Linked DNA regions of Homo sapiens: region 2 is linked to region 1. A link is a loop called in an ENCODE intact Hi-C map of the cell type or tissue named here. Cell type or tissue: mammary epithelial cell. All regions are shown on one strand. Each heading gives the region's core, and the rest is flanking DNA. Links, peaks and the distances in the headings are about the cores only.

Evidence for each region. Peaks named below come from ENCODE experiments on the same cell type or tissue, not always from the same donor. Only the 100,000 strongest peaks of a DNase experiment are listed, where the experiment ranks them.
Region 2: it touches region 1 in a loop (5-fold over the local background); 3 of 110 quality-filtered maps call a loop at or near these places.

Annotation. Positions count from the first base shown.
Region 1 is chr17:17,308,216-17,318,715 of GRCh38, forward strand. All of the region lies in intron 2 of NT5M (5',3'-nucleotidase, mitochondrial), which reads left to right. Among named protein-coding and RNA genes, the nearest start is that of NT5M, 10 kb to the left of the region's middle. In mammary epithelial cell, for the core only: a CTCF peak has its summit at 5,576 (motif pointing left); no DNase peak of the experiment used is centred there.
Region 2 is chr17:17,051,760-17,060,590 of GRCh38, forward strand. All of the region lies in intron 1 of MPRIP (myosin phosphatase Rho interacting protein), which reads left to right. Among named protein-coding and RNA genes, the nearest start is that of MPRIP, 14 kb to the left of the region's middle. RefSeq lists an enhancer at 4,205-4,844. In mammary epithelial cell, for the core only: a CTCF peak has its summit at 4,176; no DNase peak of the experiment used is centred there; H3K27ac peaks cover 741 bases.

The sequences.
Region 1 (10,500 bases), core at 4,533-7,032:
AAGCCCCCACTCAGTGACCTGTTGACAATTACAGAGGATGTGCTTCCCTGAGAGATTTTTAAAAACAGCCTTATTGACATATAATAATGACATACCAGCTGGGCGCCGTGGCTCATGCCTACAATCCCAGCACTTTGGGAGGTCGAGGCGGGCGGATCAAGAGGTCAGGAGTTCGAGACCAGCCTGGCCAACATGGTGAAACCCCATCTCTACTAAAAATACAAAAATTAGCTGGGCGTGGGGGCGGGTGCCTGTAATCCCAGCTACTCGGGAGGCTGAGGCAGGAGAATCTCTTGAACCTGGGAGGCGGAGGTTGCAGTGAGCCAAGATTGCACCATTGCACTCCAGCCTGGGCAACAGAGTGAAACTCTGTCTCAAAAAAAAAAAGAGACATACCGTGCAGTCCACCCATTTGAAGTATATAATCCAGTGGTTTTACAAAACCATCCACAAAGTTGTGCAACCATCATCATATCCGCTTCAGAGCTTTTTCATCATCCCCAAAAGAAACCCTGTACCCATCAGCAGTCACCCCCATTCCTGTGCTCCCTGCCAGCCCCTGGCAACCACTAATCTACTTTCTGTCTTTAGGAATTTGCCTATTCTGGGGATTTCATATAAATGGCATCATATAATATGTGGTCTTTTGGGTCTGGCTTCTTTCATTTAGCACATGTTTTCAAGGTTCATTCATGTTGCAGCATCTATCAATACTTACTATTTTTATGGCTGAATGATATTCCAGCCATTGGATATGTATGGATCTAATGTATGGACTACATGTATTGATCCATTTATCAGTTGATAGATGTTTGGGCAGTTTTCACTTTTGGGCTATTGGGAATAGTGCTGCTATGAACATTCGTGTAAATATTTGTTTGAATCTTGTTTTCAATTCTTTTTCTTTCTTTCTTTTTTTTTTTTTTGAGACAGGGTCTTGCCCTATCTCAAAAAGGCTGGAGTGCAGTGGCATGATGATGGCTTACTGCAGCCTTTACCGCCTGGACTCAAATGATCCTCCTGCGTCAGCCTCTAGAGTCGCTGTGACCACAGATGCACACTACTACACCCAGCTAATTTTTCATTTTTTGTAGAGGTAGGATCTACCTATGTTGTCTAGGCTGGTCTCAAACTCCTAGGCTCAAGCAGTTCTCGTGCCTCAGCCTCCAAAAGTGGTGGGATTACAGATGTTTTCAATTCTTTTGAGAATATACCTAGGAATGGAATTGTTAGGCCATAGGATAATTCTGTGTTTGACATTTTGAGGAACTGTCAAACTATTTTCCAAAGCAATTGTACTATTGCACATTTCCCACTAGCATCATATGAAGGTTTCAGTTTCTCCACATCTTTGTCAACACTTGTTAATTTCTGTTTTACTTTAGCCATCCTTGTGGGTGTGAAGTGATTTTGTGAATTTTGGGTTGCATTTCTCTGATGGCTAATGATGCTCAAGCATCTTTTTTTTTTTTTTTTTTTTGAGACAGAGTTTTTGAGACAGAGTTGCTGACCTTGGGTCAGCAATGGCTTCTTCATATGACACAAAAATGCAAGTGACAAAAGAGAAATACACAAAAATTGGACTACGCCAAAAGTAAAAACTTTTGTGGTTTTTGTTTTTTTTTTTGAGACGGAGTCTCACTCTTTTGCCCAGGCTGGAGTGCAGTGGCACAATCTTGGCTCACTGCAACCTCTGCCTCCTGGGTTCATGCCATTCTCCTGCCTCAGCCTCCCGAGTAGCTGGGACTACAGGCACCCACCACCACACCTGGCTAATTTTTTGTATTTTTAGTAGAGACGGGGCTTCACCATGTTAGCCAGGATGGTCTTGATCTCCTGACCTCGTGATCCACCCTCCTCAGCCTCCCAAAGTGCTGGGATTACAGGCGTGAGCCACCTCGCCCGGCCTAACTTTTGTGTTTCTAAGGACAAAATTAAGAAATTGAAATGAAAGTCTACAGAATGAGGGAATATATTTATAAATCATGTATCTGATAAGAGACTTGTATCTAGAATATATAAAGAACTCTTCCAAGTTAACAATGAAAAAAAGCCAGGCACAGTGGCTCATGCCTGTAATCTCAGCAGAAAGCCAAGGCAGGAGGATCACTTGAGGCCAGCAGTTCAAGACCAGCTGGGGCAACATAGTGAGACCCTGTCTCTACAAAAAATACAAAAATGTAGTGTTATACCCAAAAGTAAGTTATCCTGTGCCTGACCTTGTCCAAAAGCTAACAGTAAAAAAAGACAAACCAATTGAAAACCTCAACAAAGGATTGAATGAACATTTCTTTAAAGAAAATTTAGAATGTCCAATAAGCACATAAAAAGATGCTTGAGGCCAGGTGTGGTGGCTTAGGCCTGTAATCTCAGCACTTGGCAGGCCGAGGCAGGCAGATCACTTGAGCTCAGGAATTTGAGCCCAGTCTGGCCAACATGGGGAGACCCTGCCTCCACTAAAAATACAACAAAAATAGCCAGGCATAGTGGTGCGTGCCTGTGATCCCAGCTACTTGGGAGGCTGAAGTGGGAGGATCACTTGAACCTCAGGGGGGTGGAGAGAGTGGGGGGAGGGGGAGGGTTTGCAGTGAGCCAAGTTCACACCACTGCACTCCAGCCTAGGTGACAAGAGCGAGACCCTGTCTAAAAAGAAAAAGATTCGGCTGAGCACAGTGGCTCACGCCTCTTATCCCAGCACTTTGGGAGGCCAAGGCAGGTGGATCACCTGAGGTCAGGAGTTCAAGATCAGCCTGGCCAACATGGTGAAACCCCATCTCTACTAAAAATACAAAAAATACAAAGATTTGCCCCTGTGTTTTCTTTAAGAGTTTTAGTTTTGGGCCGGGCGCGGTGGCTCACGCTTGTAATCCCAGCACTTTGGGAGGCCGAGGCGGGTGGATCATGAGGTCAGGAGATCGAGACCATCCTGGCTAACACGGTGAAACCCTGTCTCTACTGAAAATACAAAAATAATTAGCTGGGTGTGGTGGTGGGCGCCTGTAGTCCCAGCTACTCAGGAGGCTGAGGCAGGAGAATCGCGTGAACCTGGGAGGCGGAGCTTGCAGTGAGCCAAGATTGCGCCACTGGACTCCAGCCTGGGCCGACAGAGTGAGACTCTGTCTCAAAAAAAAAAAAAGAGTTTTAGTTTTAGCTCTTCCATTTAGGCCTATGATCCATTTTGAGTTAATTTTTGTATATGGTGTGAGGTAGGGGGTCAAACTTCATTCTTTTGCATGTAGATATCTTGTTGTCCCAGTTTCATTTATTGAAAAGACTACTTTTTTCCCACTGTATTGTATTCACACTCTTGCTGAGAATTAATTGAGCATCAATATAAGGATTTATTTCTAGACTTAGATAACTTTTATTGGCCACATTTTTGCTTGAATTTAGCAACCTGAATGACAAATGTAAGGTATGATTTGGCCTTCATTGTGTCATATAAATGCCTCTAAAAATTGTCAACTTTTAAAGTTCTAATATGATAAATAGGTGTCAGAGAAACACAAAATACAGAGTTTGAGTTGAATCGTAGACCTTATTTGGTAGTAATTTATCTTTGGATGTGAGTCCAAGTCCTGCAGAGTAGTGAATTTTATTCTGGTTTATGGTATGAACTTGATGTATCGTGTTCCTGTAGCAGGAGTCTGAGAGGCAAAGAATATGTGTACAGCATTCACACTTAAGCTTTCAAAACCCTGCTCGTGGCCTGGATCAGCATGTGCTGACCTGCAGCCACATGACTGTGTCCTGGGGAGCTGCAGGGCACAGTGGTTTGGAGTGGGGTTCTGGACATTGGCTGCCCAGGCTCACATCCTCACTTCCCCAGAATCTCATTCCCAGATGTCAGGCAAGTTATTAAACTTTCTGGGTTTCAGTAAAATGGAGATAAGGAGAAAGTCCTCAGTATATGTGCCTGGCACATAGCAGGTGCTCAGCAAATGCTAGCTGCTGCTGTTGCCGCTCTGTAAGATTTAATAGGCATATCGCAAGAAAGGCATCCTTAAGCCACCACGGTATGGGAAACAATGGATTAGATTGGCTTCTTCACCATAGTACTTTTCAGAGCTTTTAAGTGCTTGTGTGCTTTGTGACACTGCATTGGGGTAGTAAGGGATGCAGCTTTCTTCAAAAGTATTCTAGCGGCCAGGCACGGTGGCTCACACCTGTAATCCCAGCACTTTGGGAGGCCAAGGTGGGCAGATCACCTGAGGTCAGGAGTTCGAGGCCAGCCTGAACAACATGGAGAAACCCCGTCTCTACTAAAAATACAAACAAATTAGCCAGGCATGGTGGTGCATGCCTGTAATCCCAGCTACTCGGGAGGCTGAGGCAGGAGAATTGCTTGCACCTGGGAGGTGGAGGCTGCGGTGAGCCAAGATTGCGCCATTGTACTCCAGCCTGGGCAACAAGAGTGAAACTCCATCTCAAAAAAAAAAAAAAAAAATGTATTCTAGCCTGGGTGGGGTTTGGTAGCTCATGCCTGTAATCCCATCACTTTGGGAGACTGAGGCAGGAGAATCACCTGAGCTCAGGAGTTTGAGACCAGCCTGGGCAACACAGCAAGCTCCTGTCTCTACTAAAAAAAAATAATAATAGTAATAAAAAGAAGCCAGGCATGCTGACCTGTCCCTATAGTCCTAGCTACTTGGGAAGCTGAGGCAGGAGGATCACTTGAGCCCAGGAGTTCAAGGCTGCAGTGAGCTATGATCACGCCATGTACTCCTGCCTGAGCAACAGAGCAAGACCCCGTCTCTTAAAAAAAGATATTCTAGGCCGGGTGCTGGCTCACACCTGTAATCCCAGCACTTTGGGAGGCTGAGGCGGGCGGATCACCTGAGGTCAGGAGTTCGAGACCGGCCTGACCAACATGGAGAAACCCTGTCTCTACTAAAAATAAAAAATTAGCTGGGTGTGGTGGGCGTGGTGGGGCATGCCTGTAATCCCAGCTACTCAGGAGGCTGAGGCAGGAGAATCGCTTGAACCCCTGGAGGCAGAGGTTGTGGTGAGCTGAGATTGCGCCATTGCACTCCAGCCTGGGTAAAAAGAGTGAAAATCTGTCTCAAAAAAAACACCAAAAACCAAAAAAGGTATTCTAGCCTGGAACATTTTTTCATAGCTTCTCGATTAATACCTTTGCAGAAATTCCCGTTTGGGAATGCAAATCTAGACCATACCCAGTGGTCCTTTATCTCCATTTGGCTCTTAAATTGGTAGAAGATTCCTATGGTCAGTTTGTGCCCAGTATCTAGACAAAGCGAAGGGACTCGTCAGTAACTGAGTGGATAACTGTGTATCTGGTGCTGAAGTGGGCACTGAGTACAAGAGATGTGGGCCCAGCAGCAGAGACCAAGGCTGATCAGTCACCCTCATGACTATTTATCCAGCATCTGCTGCATGCTCAGCCTCATCCCAGGGGCTGCGGGGACACAAATAGGTAAGAGAGTTCTTACCTTCAAAGAGTTCCCTGGTAAACAGACATTGGAACATAGATCTCAAAGTAATCGTGGCGTTGGGGCTCAGGCAGGCAGGCAGGAACTGCTGCTCCCCGGGAGGCCACGCCATTGTGCTGCCATCTTGAGGAATGAAAAGGAACCTGCCAGGTAGTGAAGGGCAAGGGGACTCCAGGTAGGAGGGGAACAGTTGAGCAGACGCCCAGGGGACTCTCCTGAGATGGCCTTTGTGGCACGTCCTGCCCTGTTCCAGCAGCTCTGCGCGTGAGATAGGGCTTCCCTGGGCAGAGCCTCAGGTTCTGAGGAGCTTGGTTTGGAATATCTTCAGGGGTGACCATTCTTTTTATTGTTCGGGAATATATGAATATATTCTTTTTTTTTTTGAGATGGAGTCTTGCTCTGTCGTCCAGGCTGGAGTGCAGTGGTGCGATCTCGGCTCACTACAACCTCCGCCTCCCGGGTTCAAGTGATTCTCCTGCCTCAGCCTCTGGAGTACCTGGGATTACGGGCGCCCGCCACCACGCCCGGCTAATTTTTTGTATTTTTAGTAAAGACGGGGTTTCACCACGTTGGTCAGGCTGGTGTTTAACTCCTGACCTCAGGTGGTCCACCCACCTCGGCTTCCCAAAGTGCTAGGATTACAGGCGTGAGCCATCGTGCCCGGCCGAATATATTCTTATAAAAGACTCCAATAGCATGAGCGTGTGTGAAAATGTGTCAGTTGACCTCTCTCCCTGCATATACCCACCTTGGCCCACTCTTCTTGCTCTAGTTAAGAATTTGGTGTGTATGCTTCCAGACCTTTTGAAGTGCACCCCCCTACATATTTAAATATAGATTTACAAATTGATATGCTCCACCCAGCAGTCAGAGTGATATTTTTTAAACCAAATTCAGATGATGTTAGCCCCACTGAAAGCCCTCTGCTGGCTTCATCTTGTGGTAAAATCCCGCTGTCCCTTGGCCAGGCTGGGAAGGCTGTCTGCCATCTGACCCTGCCTTCCTTTCCAACCTCTGTCTTCCTCTGCTCCTGTCACGCTGGCTTCTTTCCTGCCCCTTGGATGTGCCACACGTGTTTCTGGTCTTAGGACCTTTGTTCTTGTTGCATCTTCCTGGAATGTTTCTGCCCTAGTTCTTTACACAGCTAGATTGTTTTTCTCTTTCAAACTGAGAACCGTGCATGTTGCCTCCTCACAGAGGCCTTCCCTGACCACTGCAGCTGAGGTCTCTGCCCTCCCCTCCTGGTCGTTCTGTCCCATGACCCTGAGTGTGTACTCTAAGCTGAAATTGCATGTCTGTGTCTGTCCCTTCCTCTTTTGAGTGTCAGCTCCCTGAGGTCAGGGATTGTCTTGGTTCTGGCTCTATTCTTAGTTCCCAGAATGATGCCTGGCACATCACACACTCAAAATATTTGCCAAATGAATAACTTCATGTGCATAATCCCACAGTAATTGTTGATTTAAAAAAAAATTTTTTTTTAACAATTTTGGAGGAAACCACTCATTTAGAAGGATAAGAACTTAAACCTGATTTTAACATGGTGCTCACTGTCGTGAAGCCTAGAGTAAGAGGCAGTTTATTCATGGGTTCATTAAACAGATACATTTTACGACTTAATATGCACCCAGTACTGTGCTAGCACTGGGGATATATATGTAAATAACACACCTAAGGTCTCCAGTTTCAGGGCAGGTCTCACAGCAGGGAAGATGACAACATATAAACTAAAATGATTTCCAACTGTGATAAGCTTAGTGAAGGAACTAAACAAGGGGCTGTGCTGCAGAGGAAACAGGGAAGGGGCTGCTTTGGGTAGAATGGGAAGCTGGCTCTAGGGAGCTGAGAATTGACATCAGACCTGAAGAGTAAGAATGAATGGGCCAGTGAAGAGTCGGGACAGGCCTTGCAGGCCAGGAGAGGAGCAGGTGCCAATGCCTGAGCCGGGCCAGGCCTTTGTTTGTCTGAGTAACATAAAGGAACTGGACAGCTGGCACTGGAACTTAGGAAGCATGTTGGGGGTGGCAGGGGTGGGTGGAGGGTGAAGTTGAAGAGAGATTGATGTGATCTAACTTAGGGTTTTTTTGTTTTTTTTTTTTTTTTTTTTTTGAGACAGCCTCGCTCCATCACCCAGGCTAGAGTGCAGCGGTGTGATCCCAGCTCACTGCAAGCTCCGCCTCCCGGGTTCATGCTGTTCTGCCTCAGCCTCCCAAGTAGCTGGGACTACAGGCATCTGCCACCACGCCCGGCTAATTTTTTTTTGTATTTTTTAGTAGAGATGGCGTTTCACTGTGTTAGCCAGAATGGTCTCGATCTCCTGACCTTGTGATCAGCCCGCCTTGGCCTCCCAAAGTGCTGGGATTACAGGCATGAGCCACCATGCCCGGCCTTTTTTTTTTTTTTAAATGAGACAGAATCTCACTCTGTCCCCCAGGCTGTAGTGTAGTGGTGCCATCTTGGCTCCCTACTACAACCTGTATCTCCCGGGTAAAAGCAATTATCCTGTTTCAGCCTCCCAAGTAGCTGGGACTACAGGTGTTCGCCAACATGCCTGGCTAATTTCTGTGTTTTTAGTGAAGACAGGTTTTCACCATGTTGGCCAGGCTGGTCTTAACCTCTTAACCGCTTGACTTCCTGACACCTTGGCCTCCCAAAGTGCTGGAATTACATGCGTGAGCCACCGTGCCCAGCTGTAACTTAGGTTTTTATTTATTTATTTATTTATTCGAGACAGAGTTTCACTCTTGTCATCCAGGCTGGAGTGCAATGGCATGATCTTGGCTCGCTGCAACCTTTGCCTCCCGGGTTCAAGTGATTCTCCTGCCTCAGCCTCCTGAGTAGCTGGGATTACAGGCGCCCGCCACCACACCTGGCTAATTTTTGTATTTTTATTAGAGATGGGGTTTCACCATGTTGGCCAGGCTGGTCTGGAACTCCTAACCTTGGGTGATCAGCTCTCCTCGGCCTCCCGAAGTGCTGGGATTACAGAAGTGAGCCACCGTGCCCAGCCATAACTTAGGGTTTTGTTTTTTGTTTTGTTTTGTTTTGTTTTGTTTTTGTTTTTTTTTGAGATGGAGTCTCGCTCTGTTGCCCAGGCTGGAATGCAGTGGCGCAATCTCAGCTCACTGCAACCTCTGCCTCCCGGGTTAAGCGATTCTCCTGCCTCAGCCTCCAGAGTAGCTGGGACTATAGGCACATGCTACCACGCCTGGCTAATTTTTTGTATTTTTAGTAGAGACAGCATTTCACCCTGTTAGCCTGGATGGTCTCGATCTCCTGACCTCATGATCCACCCGCCTCGGCCTCCCAAAGTGCTGGGATTACAGGCATGAGCCACCGTGCCTGGCCATAACTTAGGTTTTTTGTTTTTTGTTTTTGTTTTTGTTTTTGTTTTTTTTTTTTGAGACAGAGTCTCGCTCTGTCGCCCAGGCTGGAGTGCTGTGGCATGATCTCGGCTCACTGCAAGCTCTGCCTCCTGGGTTCATGCCATTCTCCTGCCTCAGCCTCCCGAGTAGCTGAGACTACAGGTGCCTGCCACCATGCCCCGCTAATTTTTTGTATTTTTAGTAGAGACAGGGTTTCACCGTATTAGCCAGGTTAGTCTCGATCTCCTGACCTGGTGATCTGCCCACCTCGGCCTCCCAAAGTGCTGGGATTACAGGCGTGAGCCACTGCTCCCGGCCAATTTAGGTTTTTAAAATGTGGATTTGGGGCAATGAATTTGGATAGACATTTTTCCAATGAAGATATACAGATGGCCAGTAACTACCTGAAAACATCATCAGTCATTAGGGAAATGCAAGTCAAAACCACAAGGAGGAGCTGGGTGAGTGGCGCTCACCTGTGCTCCCAGCTACTCAGAAGGCTGAGAAGGGCAACAGAAGGCCGGAAGGCCAGCCTGGGCAACATAGAGTGAGACAGTCTCTAAAAAAACCACAATTCACATTGTGGGTGTGAATATAAAACAGTGCAGCCAGTGTGGAAAAACACCTTGAAAAACATTTCCTCCAAATGTTAGGCCGGGCATGGTGGCTCACGCCTGTTATCCCAGCACTTTGGAAGGCCATGGAGGGCGAATCACCTGAGGTCAAGAGTTTGAGACCAGCCTGGCCAACATGATGAAATCCTGTCTACTAAAAATACAAAAATTAGCTAGGCATGGTGGCAGGCACCTGTAATCCCAGCTCTTGGGAGACTGAGGCAGGAGAATCGCTTGAACCCAGGAGGTGGAGGTTGCAGTGAGCTGAGATCATGCCACTGGACTCCAGCCTAGGTGACAGAGTGAGACTCCATGATCAAAAAAAAAAAAAAAAAAAAAGTTAGACATAGACTCACTGTATGAGCCAGCAATTCAACTCATAGGTGTATATCCACGGAATTGAAAACAGGTATTCAAACAAATACTAGTACCCGAATGTCCCAGCAACACTATTCACAGCAACCCCAAGTATCCACTAAGTGATGGATGGATATTTAAAATGTGACGTAGCCACACAATGGAATATGTTTCAGCTATAAAAAGGAATGACTGCCGGGCATGGTGGCTCATGCCTGTAATCCCAGCACTTTGGGAGGCTGAGGGGGACAGATTGCCTGAGCTCAGGAGTTTGAAACCAGCCAGTGCCACACGGCGAAACCCCGTCTCTACTAAAAATACAAAAAGAATTAGCCAGGCTTGGTGGCAGGCACCTGTAATCCCAGCTACTTGGGAGGCTGACCCAGGAGAATCACTTGAACTGGGGAAACGGGAGGTTGCAGTGAGTCTAGATCGTGCCACTGAACTCCAGCCTGGGTAACAAAGCGAGACTCTGTCTCAAAAAAAAAAAAAAAAAAAAAAAGTCTGGGCGCAGTGGCTCAAGTGTGTAATCCCAGCACTTTGGGAGGCTGAGGCGGGCGGATCATCTGAGGTCCGGAGTTTGAGACCAGCCTTACCAACATGGAGAAACTCTGTCTCTACTAAAAATACAAAATTAGCTGGACGTGGTGGCACATACCTGTAATCCCAGCTCCTCGGAAGGCTGAGGCAGGAGAATCCCTTGAACCTGGGGAG
Region 2 (8,831 bases), core at 2,657-5,156, 260 kb before region 1:
GGAAGCTGGAACTGAAATCTTCCAAACCACTCACTGGTTTTCTCAGTCAGGGTCATCCTAGTTCACATGAAACCACAGCCTGGTTTTTGCCTGGAGCCTGTAACCCTTCTGGCTCCTTCCCCTTGGGCGCAGCTTGGCGGTTGCATGCTGTGCCAGAGGTGGCCCTGGTGTCAGAGCTGCTTTGCAGCGAGACTCTGAGTGGATGGGCCTGCCGGATCCTTTGAACCTCTACCTACTATATTGTGTCATAGCCCGTGATTTCACACAGACCTCAGCAGGCAAGGGTGGCCAGCAGGGCTGGTGGCAGCAAGGCCTCCCTCGGAGGAGGGGACCCTGAGTTTTCAGAGTGGTTGAGCGGCCTGCCCAAGGTCACTGAGCTGCTCAGCAATGGGGCCGTGATACAGATTTCAGCTCCATGAGGCTCCCGTGCCAGAGTCCACCCTGGCTCCAGACTCCACCCTGGCTCCAGACTCATCCTCCCTGTCCTTGGGAAGGCCACTTTGCTTTGTAAACTCCTTAGTGTTTTTGTTTGGCCCCGGGGCAGATGGGTAGTAGGGAGATTGGTATATTGCAGTGCTGCAGAATAAATCACAGCTGTTTCCTGGACTTCTAGTTCCTAGCCCTGGGAAGAGGGACCTGCTGGGGCTGTCTGCACCTGCCCTCCCTGCCTTTCCCCCACATTATGCAGGTGAGGGATTGTCTTCAATTAGCAGATGGAGCCGCCGAGACCTGGAGAGGTTCAGCAGAGGTTCAGCGACCTGCCTAGGTCACAGGAAGTCCAGCACGATTTTTTCCAAAGTCCTGTTTGGCCACCTTGTCTCTAATAAGTGTTAACCTTTGCTATCAGGAACAGGGCCTTGCCCCAACTTGGACTCCTTAGTTCTTGAGTGTGTGGTGGGGCGTGTGTGTGAACGGTGCAGGCTGTTGTGCAGGGCATCGCCCAGATCTTCACCTCTCCTCAGCCTCGGGGTGCCCCACATCCCCAACATGGGCTACTGGCCTAGGCAGCAGCCACACCTTTGGCACAGCTCTGAACAGGAAGCACAATTTTTTCCTCTGAAAGAGGAATTCAGAATCAGGAAATAGCTTTGTCCTTGATCTCTGTAGGTTCTGAGGCACTGGATTTAACAGACCCACAAGCAACCGTGGCGCACTTTCCACACAAGGTTTCTGACCTCCTCGTGGTCCTTCCCATAGATAAAGGGGCCAAGGGAAGGGGGAGCAGCTGCAGGGAGCCCCAGCTGAGCCAGAGAAAGGGGCCATGTCTCCTGGGTCTCCTGATGCCATACCCAGAGCCTCACTATCAGGACTGGGTGAGCCACTTGAGGCTCAGGAGCCTCAGGGCCGCGGGAGGGGTGGGTCAGGGCATTTGCATGGCTTCTGCTTGGGGACCTGCTCTGACCTAGAAATCTGACACAGTCCCACTTTTCATTTCAGTGCGCCCAGGCAAGGGAATTGGAATGGTGGCGAGCCCAGATTTGAGTTTCCATTCTAGCTCCATTTTCCATGCTAATGGAGCAAGTTACTTAGAGCTGAAGCATCTATGCCCCTCATCTGAAAACTGGGGGGTTATAATAATAGTACCCATGGCTTTGGGTCCTGATGAGGATGCAGGAAGATGCTTCCAAAGTCCTCAGCAACCGCAGGATCTGTGGCAAGGGCAGAGTTTGTAAATACTGGGTTATATGGTGGGTGCTTAGTAAATGGGGTCCGTTTTATCAGCAATAAACCATGTAGTATGGAGCTGTGTGTGGGACACGGATCTTGCCCTTGGGAAGCTCTCACTTAGCATGCTGGCCCATCTGCTCTTGAATGTCCACCATGGGCCAGGCCATGGGCGAGATGGGGCAGGGGCAGTGCGGGGAGCACCAGGTCCCCATCCCTCTTAGGTTACTGCAGAGAAAACAGCCCAGGGAGGGGACCTTCCACTGTGATTTTGTGGGCAAGCTGGCCCTCAAACCTGTTTCTGTCTGTCCCATGCCCATTAAACAGAAGCTCAGGCCCATGCCCATTAAACAGATGCTCAGGCTGTCTCCTCTCCCACTGAGCTGCTCTGCACCACCCTAGCAGCTTTCTTATGTCAGCCCCTTGAGGACTGGAAGGAAGTAGTCAGTTTGCCTTGTGTGTGTTTGATTTTTCAGAATGTGTAAGTACAGTAAGTCCTCACCGTCATTGATGGGCTCTTGGAAACTGCTACTGTAAGCATAACAACACACAACCAAACCAATTTTATCATAAGCTAATTGATATAAACAGGATTTAAGTTTCTACGGCATATTTCAGGTTATAAAAATTAACCAAACTTCTAAATAAAGATCCAAAGTATTTCTAATATTAAACATGGAAATACATGTGAGCTATTATATACATTTCAGGAAGATGAATAAAAACAAGTAAGATCATTATCTATACAAGTTTTGGTGAGTGATGACAGTGAGTGATGACAGTCATGGTGGTAGGTTAAATCAAGGAATAAATGTCTGCAAAGTGAAAATTGTAAGGCATACCTCCTACCACCAGGAAGTTCAAAAACAAGGACAAAAGCGGTGGGCTGGCTGAGTGCTTCTTACTGCATAGTTTATTGTCATGTGTTTGTGTGATTATCGTAGACTTGATGACTTTTTAGTAGGCAGTTACCTGTATTCATTCATGCGTTTTCCAGCTTGCTTATTCCAGTTCAATGTCACCGGTAGCTGGAGCCTCTCCCAGGGCACAAAGCCTGGACAGGACGCCGTTCCATCACAGGACACACTTGCACCCACACCTGCTCAGACTGGGACCACTTAGATGTCCAGTTCACTGAATGTGCACATCTCTGAGATGTGAAAGAAAGCAGAGTACAGAGAAAACCCACGGAGTCGTGAGAGCACACAAACTCCACACAGGCAGTGGGTGCAGGAATTCTTTTTTTTTTTTCCTCAACATTGTTATAACAAATCAATGTTGAATGAAATGGCATTATTTGAGGACCTGCTGTGTAAGGACTGAACTGATTTTAAGAATTTTTAGGTCAGGTGCTGCGGCTCACACCTGTTATCCCGGAACTTTGGGAGGCCAAGGTGGGCAGATTGCTTGAGCCCAGGAGTTCGAGATCAGCCTGGGCAAGACAGGGAAACCCTGTCTCTACAAAAAAGTAAAAAACATAGCCAAGCTTGGTGGCACATGCCTGTGGTCCCAGCTACTTGGGAGGCTGAGGTAGAAGGATTGCCTGAGGCAGGAGGTGGAGGTTGCAGTGTGCTGAGATCACGCCACTGCACTCCAACCTGGGTAATAGAACGAGACCCTGTATCAAAAAAAAAAAAAAATTTCTTTTTTTTTTAGAGGGTAGGAAGTGAAGGGGCCAGGCTTCATCAGCTTAGGATTTAATGTTAGAGGCCACTTCTGTGCCCCTGTCAAGCCCAGAGAAGTCATGCAGGTCCCATGAAGGGCAGAGCAGATCCCAATTTTAGGAATTTCTTTGATGGGTGTATGAGTTGCCATGGGCAGTGTGGGAGAAGATTAAGAGAAGCCATGCTTATCCCACTCGTATCCATGGAGCAACTGCCTTGCAGTTGTCTGGGAAGGAAAATCCTTGTGCCGGGCCTGGTTGAAATGCCCAAGGAAGGTAGAGAGGATCCCAGAGCTGGGGAGCCGGGTCTAGTCCCAAATCACTGGGTGGGTGGGAGATCTGGCCAGGACGTTTCGTGGCCCCCTGGTCACCAGTGTTGAGTGGGTCCCCTCAGCTGGCAGGCAGGTCCTTCCAGCCTCTCTGTCCACCCTACCCCCAGCCTTTACAAGTCATTCACCCTTGCAGGGAAAGGCACCTCTGCTGAGGGGACCCTTCTATGAGATCTAAACAGGAGGAGTCTCTTCTTTTGAGCCTGAGAACGAGCTCTTCTAATAGGCAGATGTCACCTCGGCAGACAGCCCACTACTTCTCAATTCCACATCTCCCTTCCCGCCTGGAAACCCCGTGAGCCTGGGAGCTTAGGAGTCCTCTTCCTAGGGGGCCCGGCCAGCTAGCACCTGGCCTTCTATGGTGTGGAGGTTTTCCTATACGGAAATTGCTGAAGGGTGGCCTGCCCTGGCATTGTTTTGTGGCGCTGTTGGTGGTATTCATAGCTGACAGGAATTGCCATGTGCCAGGCCACTATTAGCTCATTTATATTTCCAGCAGTCTCAGAAGGCGGAGTTAAGAGAAGGGTAGAGAGAGGTAGTATAATATGCCTAGAGCAGCTCCTCTGGTGGCAAAGCCGGGAGGAAACCCAGCTGTGGGACTCCAGGCCTTCCCTGTCTCCACATGACTCGAGAGGACTGAGCTTGGCCTTGAGACCATCAATGTCTGGCTGTGTGTGGCCCCCTTGGCCCCTAGTGTCCAGGAGCGGGGCTGACCACCTTGGCATGTGCGGGGAAGGGTGGGGCTGACCTCATTTAGCTTTCCTGCCCTTTTTTTGCTCCTCCTTCCACCGTGCTTCTGTCCTACCTGTTTCTGAATGGGAAGGACGGCTTTTTGAGGAACAGGGTGTGACTCTTCCCTGCGAAGACGTTGCCCCAGAAATTTGTCCCCACGCATTCTCCAGCCCTCTTCCCTTTGCCATGAATGGCGTCATGTTCCAAAAATCCTGTGGCCACGGGCTGTTTGTCAAGACCAAACAGGGAAGAGGCTTTTAAAATGTCACTTTCCCCCTCCAGCTTGAATACAGTGGGGAGCAGGGGCAGGGGCCGGGGCTGGGCTTGCAGGACCTGTGTGTGGGCAGAGGGAGGCCAGGAGCCCAGTGGGAGTTGGGGGTAGTTTACAGCCAGCCAGCAGCTGTGGGCCCTGCTGTCCCCGTGCTATGATGGGGTGAACTGTGTGTGTGGTTCCTTGGTTTTGAGGGGTTTTTTTTTTGAGGTGAAATTCACGCAACATAAAATTAACCATTTTAGCATGTACAATTCCATTGCATTTAGCCTACAGTATTGTACAACTGCCACCCCTCTTCAGTTGAAAACATTTCCATTGCTCCAAAAGAACCCCCCACCTTAACTATTAAGCAGTCACCCCCGCCTTTAGTCCCCAGCAACTACAAATCTGCTTTGTGCCTCAATGGATTTACCTATTCTGGAAATTTCATCAAAACAGAATCATACCATACCATATGTGACCTTTTGTCTGTGGTGTCTTGCACTTGGCCTAATGCTTTCAAGGTTCATCCACCTTGCAGCACAGGTCAGAATTCATTCCTTGTATGGATGGTAGACAGTGGGATTGCTTCACCCTTTTGGCCGTTGTGGATAGTGCTGCTGTGAACACAGGTGTGCGGGCATTTGTCTGAACACCTCCTTTCAGCGGACCCCAGGAGAGGACTTGCTGGCCTGTGGCCATTCTGTCAGTGAGCTGTTTGGCATCAGCACCTGGAGCCACATGTCAGCCCTGCAGACTGCTGGGTGGGAGGGCTATGGGTGGGTCCCAAATAAGGCCTGCCCAGAGCCTGGGGCTCTTCACAGAGGAGTCTGGGATGGAAACTGGGTTCCTGGACCATCCCTCAAGAGTCGCACACATGAAATGCCGCCATGAGGCAGTGTCACGGGGCGGTGCAGGGGTGGCTCAGCTGCTCGGAGGTACACGCCTTCTTTCTTCCCTTTTTGTCTGACCTGAAGATCATCTGACTGCCAAGAAAGAGGCAAGTTAATCCTTAAACATTGTTGGAAGGAGGGCTGTGGGGCATGGGAGCTGAAGGCTGGAGACCCCAGGGAGACGCGGTGCCTTCCCAGTGCTAGGTGCTGGGAGCTGCTGGCAGAGGGCCCACAGAGCCCCACAGTGGTCCCCAGAGGACCTTGGGGTCAGCTAGAGGGAAAAGGCCTTTGCTACGCTGTTCATCACTGTTACCAGTTTTCAACCTTTATTTCTTTGGCAGCAAAACACCCACCCCCTTGAAATGAAACGTGGAGCTCACATATATGATGCACGAATGTTCTCATGTTGAAGGACAGGAAGAGGAATGGCATCAGCTATGAGACCACCCTGACCCCCACCCGCTGCCCCATCCTACACCCGAGGTGGCCCCTGAAGCATGACCTCCAGGGATCTTCACAGTTTGAAGAGCCGCTGATATACTCTAATACTTGCAGTAATATTTTTTAATAGAATGCAATATTGGATGTACACAAAAGGATACAAGCAGCATACATTTACAATATAAATCTAAATAATAAAAATGAATGCTCGTGAACCTGCCACCCAACTTAAGAAAGAGAACACTGACATCCATTCAAAGCATCCTTCACGCCCCTCCCCAGTGGTATCCCTTTCACAGAGGTGACCTGAGATGATTTAGGGGTGGGAGCCGAGGCCCAGATGGGTAGCTCAGGCATTGCCCTTCACACCAGTGCTGGTCGAGCTGTTCTAGGGAACACGGACAGAAGCACATTCCAGTGGAGTCCCCTGCTTTTCTGACTCCTCTCCACAGGCTCAGGGACGTTAGTCCTGTGGCACAGTAAAGGTGCTTATGTTTGTGGTCCTTCAAGCCCCTCTTTGCAAGCAGGGACCTGGGGAGAGGATTCTAGGGGCCAGGGGGAGCAGGGACCCAGGGAGGGGATCTAAGACTATGGGGAATGGGGACCCAGGGAGGAGAGCTCCAGGACTATTAGGAGTAGGGACCCCGGGAGGGGAGCTCCAGGGCCGTGGGGAATGGGGACCTGGGGAGGAGAGCTCTAGGACTGTTAGGAGTGGGGACCCGGGGAGTGGAGCTCCAGGGCCGTGGGGAGTGGGGACCCGGGGAGGAGAGCCCCAGGGGCCATGGAGAGTGGGGACCCAGGGAGGAGAGCTCCAGGGACTGTGGGGAGTGGGGACCCAGGGAGGGCTCCAGGTCCATTGAGAAACAGGTGTTGCCTCTGTCACAGCCCCTCCTCCTGGCCTCCTCACCAAGGCAGAGGTCCGCATTGTTGAGAGAAAGGTTTTCCTGTCTGCCTGTGCCTTGGAGTCTGTTTCATTTCCAGATGGACCATATGTAACACAGCCACCAGGAGCAAGTCTGGGGTTAGATGTCGCCTTTTAAGGCAGTGCTGTTGGATAGAAAGGACTCTTGAGTAGAAACCAGGAGATAGACTTAAAGGCAAGTTTGTGTTTGGGCACATGGCAACTGAGAAGTGGGATCAGCAGGGCTGCTCCCCAAGCAAAGGTGCAGAAGGGGTGGGGACGTGCTAGGGGAGTGGGTGGCTAGGTCAGCAGTTCTCAAACTTTTTGGGTTCCAGACCCCTTTATGCTCTTGATTATTGAGGCCCTCAGAACGCTTTAGTTTACCTGGGTTATGTCCATTGGTATTTCTTGTATTAGAAGTTAAAACTGAAAAAGTTTATTCATGAATTCACTTAAAAGTAACAATAAGCCTATTATGTAGTCACGTAACATATATTCTGAAAAATAACTTTTCTAAGACAAAAATTTGCTGAAAAGCCTCACATTTTTAACTCTTTGCAGAGCTCTTTACGGTCTGCCATAATGAAAGACAGCTGGGTTCTCAGAGCTTCTACAGTCTGTGGCCATAGCATGTCCTGTGTAGCCTTTGGGCAGCTCTACTGTACACTCATGAAAGAGTGAGAGAGGAGGCAAAGGATGTTTTAGTATTTTTATTAAAATGGTTTTGACTCAGGGACCCCAAAAAGGGCCTCAGGGACTCCCACCTTTGCAGACCACTGGTCGAGCTTAAGTTGGGCCATGGGCTTGAGGAGCATGCCGGCCTCTATAGGAGGGGCAGTGCAGTTCACTGTTCCAGGCTGCGCCGCTGCCTTGGGGCCTGCTCGGCTGTGGCTGTGTCAGCTTCCCACAGACGGTGTCCCCTGACTTCCATTTCTGAAGTCTGTCATTTGCCCCCTCCCAGGGAAGTCTCCCACACTCCTCCCCTTTGCTCCCTGGCATGGTGCTGAGTTCCTTTCCCTTTGCACCACCTTTCGTGTCTTCGTCTCCTTGTTGGTATTCCCAGAGGCTTTGCGAACTTTGCATCAGTGGCCTTGCAGAGGCTGGTAGACATCAGGGGCATCCCTGACCTGCCTCCATAGAGAGCAGCAGAATGTGGGGATGGGGAGTGGCCCAGTTGGGAGGTGAGCCAATTGCAGTCTGCAGGGTCCCGGGTGGGCATGGCTGTTCTGAGTTCTGGGACCAGCAGTCCTGGCATAATTAGCAGAATCCCTTTTCCTTCCCCAAGTACTCCCAATTAAGACAATAAATTACGTTGAGCACCTTACTGATGAGGCTCTGAAGTAGGTGGCTTATTGGCCCAGCTTTTCCTGGGGTGGGTGGAGGTGGTAGCCTGCACCCAGCCTTGATGTCTTTGCACAGGTAGGAAAGAGTCCTTCTGGAGGACAGCCCCCAATCTCCGCCAGCTTCCTGACCTCCTGCGCAGATGGCCAGGCTGGGTGTGTGCTGCAGGAGGGTGGTCTGTGGCTGGCTCATCTGGAAGTAAAGGCTGTAGGGCTCTTCCTTCCATGTGTGCCTCATGGGCAATGTGCTTTGGGGCCCCACCGGGTCCCTAAGCCCCCACTTGCAGCCTCCCAGGGCCGTGGCCCCAGCTGCATGGATGTGGGGCAGAACTGAGTGCTGTGCTGGTGAGGACCAGACCCCTACCCCTGGGAGCACATCTCACTTGGGAACATGCCCTTCACCTGTGTCACCCTTTACCTTCTGGAATGGCCTGCTAAACTGGGGAGGAGTGTCCCATGGGCCAGGGCCAGTGTGGAACCAGGTGGCCTTGGTGCCTGTTTTGCTTCCACTGCTTCCTGGCTCTATTTACTTGGACAGACCACTGAGTCTCTGTGTGCCTCGGTTTCCTGGGGTATAAAATGGAGGTCATGAGAGCTCATATGCCCTAAGCCCT